Linked DNA regions of Homo sapiens: region 2 is linked to region 1. Evidence: chromatin loops called from intact Hi-C (ENCODE). Cell type or tissue: PC-3. All regions are shown on one strand. Links, peaks and the distances in the headings refer to the core of each region. The heading gives the core; the rest is flanking DNA. Region 1 overlaps PGCKA1 (PDCD10 and GCKIII kinases associated 1). Region 2 overlaps PGCKA1 (PDCD10 and GCKIII kinases associated 1).

Region 1 (2,928 bases), core at 337-2,836:
AATGATCATAAATGTCTGTGTTACAAGTTTATGTATTTACTATGCTATACTTTTTATTATTTGAGAGAGTACATCTTCCACTTATTTAAAAAAAAAGTTGATTGTAAAACAGCCTCAGGCAGGTCCTTCAGGAGGTATTCCAGAAGAAGACATTGTTATCATACAAGATGATAGCTCCATGCATGTTATTGAACCTGAAAACCTTCCAATAGGACAAGATGTGGAGGTGGGACAGTGATACTGACAATCCTGGCCGTGCGTAGGCCTAAGCTAATGTGTGAGTTTATGTCTTACCTTTTAACAAAAAGGTTTTTTTAATTAAAAAAAATTAATTAAAAAAGGAAAAAGTATATATAATAAGACTATAAAGAAAGAAAATCATTTTATACAGCCACACAATGTATTTGTGTTTTAAGCTAAGTGTTACTACGAAAGAGTCAAAACGTTTTAGTAATTAAAAAGTTTATAAAGTAAAAAAGTTACAGTCAGCTAAGGTTAATTTGCTATCAAAGAAAGAAAAATATTTTAAAATAAATGTAGTCTAAGTGTGCAGTGTTTATGAAGTCTCCAGTAGTGTCCAGTAATAGCCTAGGCTTCATATTCACTCAAACTCACTCACTGACTCACCCAGAGCAACTTCAGTCCTGTAAGCTCCATTCATGGTAAGTGCCCTATCTAGGTGAACCATCTCTTAACTTTTATACCGCATTTTTACTGTACCTTTTCTCTATTTATGTTTAGATACATAAATACTTTTATGAGCCGGGCATTGTGGCTCACGCCTGTAATCCCAGCACTTTGGGAGGCCGAGGTGGGCAGATCATGAGGTCAGGAGATTGAGACCATCCTGGCTAACACAGTGAAACCCCGTCTCTACTAAAAAATACAAAAAAAAAAAAAAAATTAACTGGGCGTGGTGGCGGGCGCCTGTAGTCCCAGCTACTTGGGAGGCTGAGGCAGGAGAATGGCAGGAACCCAGGAGGCGGAGCTTGCAGTGAGCCGAGATCGCACCACTGCGCTCCAGCCTGGCGACAGAGCAAGACTCCGTCTCAAAAAAAAAAAAATACTTTTATGTTACAATTGCCTAAAGTATTCAGTACAGTAACGCACCATACAGATGTGTATCCTAGGGGCAATAGGCTATACCAGGCAGTCTAGGTGTGTGGTAGGCTACACCATCTAGATTTGGGTAGTACGCTCTGTGATGTTCACACGACAAAATCACCTAATGTTGCCTTTCTCAGAATGTGTCTTTGTAGTGTGACCGTACAAACATAAATACTGATATCTGGCTTCATTTCAAAATTTTTTAAATTGAGTTTGTCCATTTCCACTGAATTTAATTATTTCGAGCACCAACTCCAGGAGCAGGAAGTTAGCACTGGGCTTGTTTTTATTCTGAGTACTGCTTGAATACTAATAGTTGAAAAGTATTGTAATATTTGACCCTGAAGAGCTTTGACTCAGGGATTTTGTGTTGTCATTCACATCCTCGGCAAGGAAAGGTATCCAGCTCCTACTATTTAATATGTAATCACGACATCTAGTGCTCACTGTTTGGTTTTGTTAAGCAATAGCTGTGAGCCACAGAGCCAACCTGCAGCCGCATCTCACCCAAGAAGGCCCAGGGCTGTGTTTTCAGTTTTGCTTTTAATGATTGCATAACTGTGTGAAGTTCTAAGACACTGTTGGGATTTTAGCCTTGGGATGACAAGCCTTTGGGGCACCTCTTTGGGGTAAAGAAAGAAGAACTAACAGAAGAGCTTCAGTTTAAGTCTGATGAGGACAAACGCCTGGCACTAGGTGGGTTTTAAAAATCCTTGAAAATTTTTTAAAAACTAAAAAAAAAGCCAGCTCTTTTGCAATTGCCCAGAGAGAGGAGGACACCCATATTGATTGATGCATTGTTCTCCTAGGCAGGAATCGTCCCACTATAGTCTGCGGTAGCAAGAGTTCAAGGGTTAAAGTAGGAAGACTGATCCCATAAATGTAATTTGCATTCCTTCCAAATTCACATACAATTGTATAGCAGTGAGTATTTAAATTTAAAAACATTATAGTTTAAGGAACTTTTCTCATGAACAGTTCTCCTAGTGTACATTATGTAAATTCTACCACCAGAGAAAAATTCCTGCTTTGTTCCGGCTTAAGCTTGGTACATATATACAAACCCATACTATTACTTCAGAAAATTCAACTTAGGTAATCTGGCTCAATACTCATGGTTAGAGATTTTAACTTTAACAACTTAACAATATTTGGTTTATCATATTTGTGCTTTTATTTCAATTTAGAATGTTTTCCAGCCAGAAATCTAGCTTTAAGTTTTATAAAGCATGATGACACAGCAGCTAGAACTCAAATCTCTAAATGGAATTATGCTAAATTTAACAATATGTTACCTAAAGTCCTTATGCCTTAAAATGTTTCTAGGCTAAATTCTGCAATTTCCCTGGAAACATATTGAATTGTCTTCAATAATACATTGCATAAATATATTTATCCTACATCTAGGTACTTCAAATTATAAGCTAGTAAATCTTGTAATATTTCTAGCTTTAAGACTCGTATGTATTTCTTCCTTTGTATTTTCTCCCCAATCATATGATTATGTACTATTGATGCTATAAATATCTTATATTTTAAGGTTAGGCTAATTCCCAGTGGCTCTATTATCCCACCTGTGCTTGCAACTCAGTATGTGATGAAATTGCCTATGACTTATCAATTAACCCTTGGTGTCCCTAGAATCCAAAATAAAGAATAAATGTATGTAAAAGGATAATTGGAGACTTAGAATCTCTTCCTCAAGATTTTATCTGGTTAATGACTATCACAGGTGGGCTGTTCTTTTTATTCTTGGAAGAACATACTCTATTCCGGAGGGGAAAATATCAAATTAGTTCAGCCTGCTACCTGCTCCCATAG
Region 2 (2,928 bases), core at 145-2,644, 56 kb before region 1:
AAGTTTTGGTGAACCCTAATATTTATTCTAAATTACATTGTTTGAAGAATCTTATTTTGCTTACCTAAGAAGTTTTTTTTGAGATGTAGAAAAGATCTTTAAATTATTTTGAGTGGCTATGTGTGGTTTTCTTCCATAAATTAAAACTTCGATAGTTCAGAAATTATTATTCACTCAACAAATATGTATTCAACATCTCCCATATACTAGGAAGAAAGTATGTCAGCCTTCCTGAAAGCCCACAGCATATTTTTCACAAACAGAGAACTTTAATTTGCAAATAAAATTATTGAATTCTATACTCCCACACCACGTACCTGATGTTTCTAAAAGAAAAACATTAACTAAATTTCGCAGTTTATTTGAGCAAAGAACCATTCATGAATTGGGTAGCACTCAGAACCAAAAGAGATTCCAAGTTCTGCTCCACAGTGAGCAGTGAGCTTACATTGGCTAAACTTGGAAGTAAAATACAGAAATAACTTGATTGGTTACAGCTAGGTATTTGCCATAGTTGAGTATGGTCTGGTCAGTTGGCTGCATCTGATTGGCTGAAACCCAGCTATTTGTTACAAAAAATATTCTCCTAAGTTTTCATTTGTTTATATACTAAATTAGCTTACAGTTTGTTATACAGGAATTCAAAGCACAGAGACAGCCTCAGTCTTTTGACCCCCTGCTTATTTTGCTTTAACAGTATGTAAATGTATTCTAGAATGAATATAATTTCATATATAAACGTAATTTTATTGAGCACTAACTACAAGCTAAGCATTATACTCTGGGATGGTCAGGATACAGAAGTGAACAGAATCCCTGTAATATCTACTGGGAAAGAGGAACATTAAATAATCCTTAAATAAAAATAGAATTTAAATTGTGGAACAACAAAGGAAAGATCAAAGAGGTATATAATATCCTTAAATGGGATCCTGTTTAAATGATTTAAATGGGAGAGGGGAGGGAAGGGAGAAGGCAAGGAAGGCTTTTCAGAGAAAGTGAAGTGCTAAAAGTAGAAGAATGAAGAAAAGTTGGCCAGGGGAAAAGGTGGAGAAAATTGGCTATATACAATTTTAAAAAATAAAGGGAGACTTCATTCTGGGGGCAAGAAACCTGGTTTCTAGCTTAAGAGATGCTAGCAACTGCCCTTGAGCCTGTCTTAACCTCTGGCCTCATTTTCTTTAAGTGAGAAATCTGAGTTGGATAGAAGGATCTAGGATTTCTTCTCTTATTTGATCTGTGATTAATATGTATGGCTACCTTATGGGGAAGCTCTCCAGTGGCTCCGTCTGGGCTGGTTCCTGGAGCTGTCATCATCTTAGTCCACATTCTTTCGGTTCTTGGAAATGGGGAAGCTGCATACTGCGTGTGCCCCTGGCAGGCATTGGCTAGGACTTGCGACAGTCATGCAGTTAGGCTTGAGCGACTTCAGCCTCCTGCCCTACCCATGTCCACAAATTTATCTACATCTGCATCAGTCCTTTCCTCATTCTCTTCATTCTCAGAGGATAAGGTGTTCCTTTTCCTGTTCAAGGCCAACTTTTTCATGTGGACTTAACTTTTATCTTCCATCCTCTGGGATATTGCTTCACCAATTAATTCTGTCTTTGTCCTGAATCTATCAACTCTAACCAAATAAAAGTGGGGGTAAGGGGTGTTGAAAAAATTTATTTCTTACAAGATAAATATGTCTTCCTTTGAGCCTGTTGGCTACTGCCCCATCTCTGTTTCCCTTATTTAAAAATAAAATAATATAAAATAAAATGTCCTAAAGAGTTCTTGAGTAATTGCTGCCTTTAACTGCAATTCCCATTCCAGTTCACTCAACATATTGCTATTTGGTTTTAGTCCACATCGTGACATGAAAACATCACTGATCAATTCTAATGGTCATATTTCACCCCTTTAATTTAAAAACCTCCTTGCTACATTTCAAGCTATTGATCTTGAGGATGTCTTCCTTTTTGAAATTCTCCCTTTCCTTTGATGCTTTTATGCTATTACATTTCTTATTCCTGATTCTTCTCCTACTTCTATGACCAGTCCCTATTTTTCTATCATCTATTATCAAGTTTGACCCTGAGGTTTTCATGATGCAGAATCCAGTTGTATGTTCTATACTATCTATGAGTTATGTCTGCAAGGAAGAGTGTGCAAAGAATTCTGAGTAGGATTAAATGGTAACCATATTCATTGATTCAGGTCAACTGGCAAGGTAATCTGTGGAAGGTTACAGAATCAAAGATGACTTGAGAATTAGATAACAAGTAATTTAAATCTTGGGGACTTAGATGAGAAGACTGAACCCTTCGTAAAGTATAGAGTGTCCGTTCAAGTATACATAGGGAAAATTAGATCCTAAATCCCAGGCTAACTTGCTAGTGAAAATGCGCTAAGAAGGTAACCCCAAATTTTGGGGGAAAGCAAAATTATTTCCTTATAATATAGTGTTCTAACCATGGGAAAACTTAAAATTTAAGTGTAAATATGATGGACTAAATAAAATAAAAATATTTATACTTTTAGATAAGTTTGGGGAAAAGTCTTTAATATTTTAGATATTCATTATGTTTAAGATAATGTGTTAATATGATTAGCCTTGTGATTTCTAATCTAAAATATGTCATTGGATGATTGATTTAGACTTTGTATTTTCAAGTTAAAAATGTTAAGATAATTTTGCTGTATTTAATGCTATATTGAAATGTTTAATGTCTACTACTTTAACCAAGTTAAAAGATCACTCTTCAGAAGATTGACAGAGTTTAGAGAATGTTAAATAGAATATAAGATTTATAGTTGATCTCAATTCAAGGAAAATACATTTTTGGATTTGTTATTTTAATATTAATTTTAAAAACCGAAGTACCTGCAGATAATGCTTTTGAGGGTTGTAGGGGACACCCAGAAAATCTCCTTGCTATCTCC

Evidence for each region. Hi-C counts contacts between places; a loop is a spot of excess contacts. Peaks named below come from ENCODE experiments on the same cell type or tissue, not always from the same donor. Only the 100,000 strongest peaks of a DNase experiment are listed, where the experiment ranks them.
Region 2: a loop joins it to region 1, with 3 times the contacts of the local background. A loop is called at or near these places in 4 of 110 quality-filtered maps.

The regions. Positions count from the first base shown.
Region 1 is chr4:37,526,778-37,529,705 of GRCh38, forward strand. All of the region lies in intron 1 of PGCKA1 (PDCD10 and GCKIII kinases associated 1), which reads left to right. Among named protein-coding and RNA genes, the nearest start is that of PGCKA1, 74 kb to the left of the region's middle. In PC-3, for the core only: a CTCF peak has its summit at 1,534; DNase peaks (open chromatin) are centred at 634 and 1,534; H3K27ac peaks cover 464 bases.
Region 2 is chr4:37,470,754-37,473,681 of GRCh38, forward strand. All of the region lies in intron 1 of PGCKA1 (PDCD10 and GCKIII kinases associated 1), which reads left to right. LOC124900691 (a long non-coding RNA gene) reads right to left here. Exons shown (of 3, transcript XR_007058098.1): 1 at 1-2,928. Among named protein-coding and RNA genes, the nearest start is that of PGCKA1, 18 kb to the left of the region's middle. In PC-3, for the core only: no CTCF peak of the experiment used is centred there; a DNase peak (open chromatin) is centred at 1,368.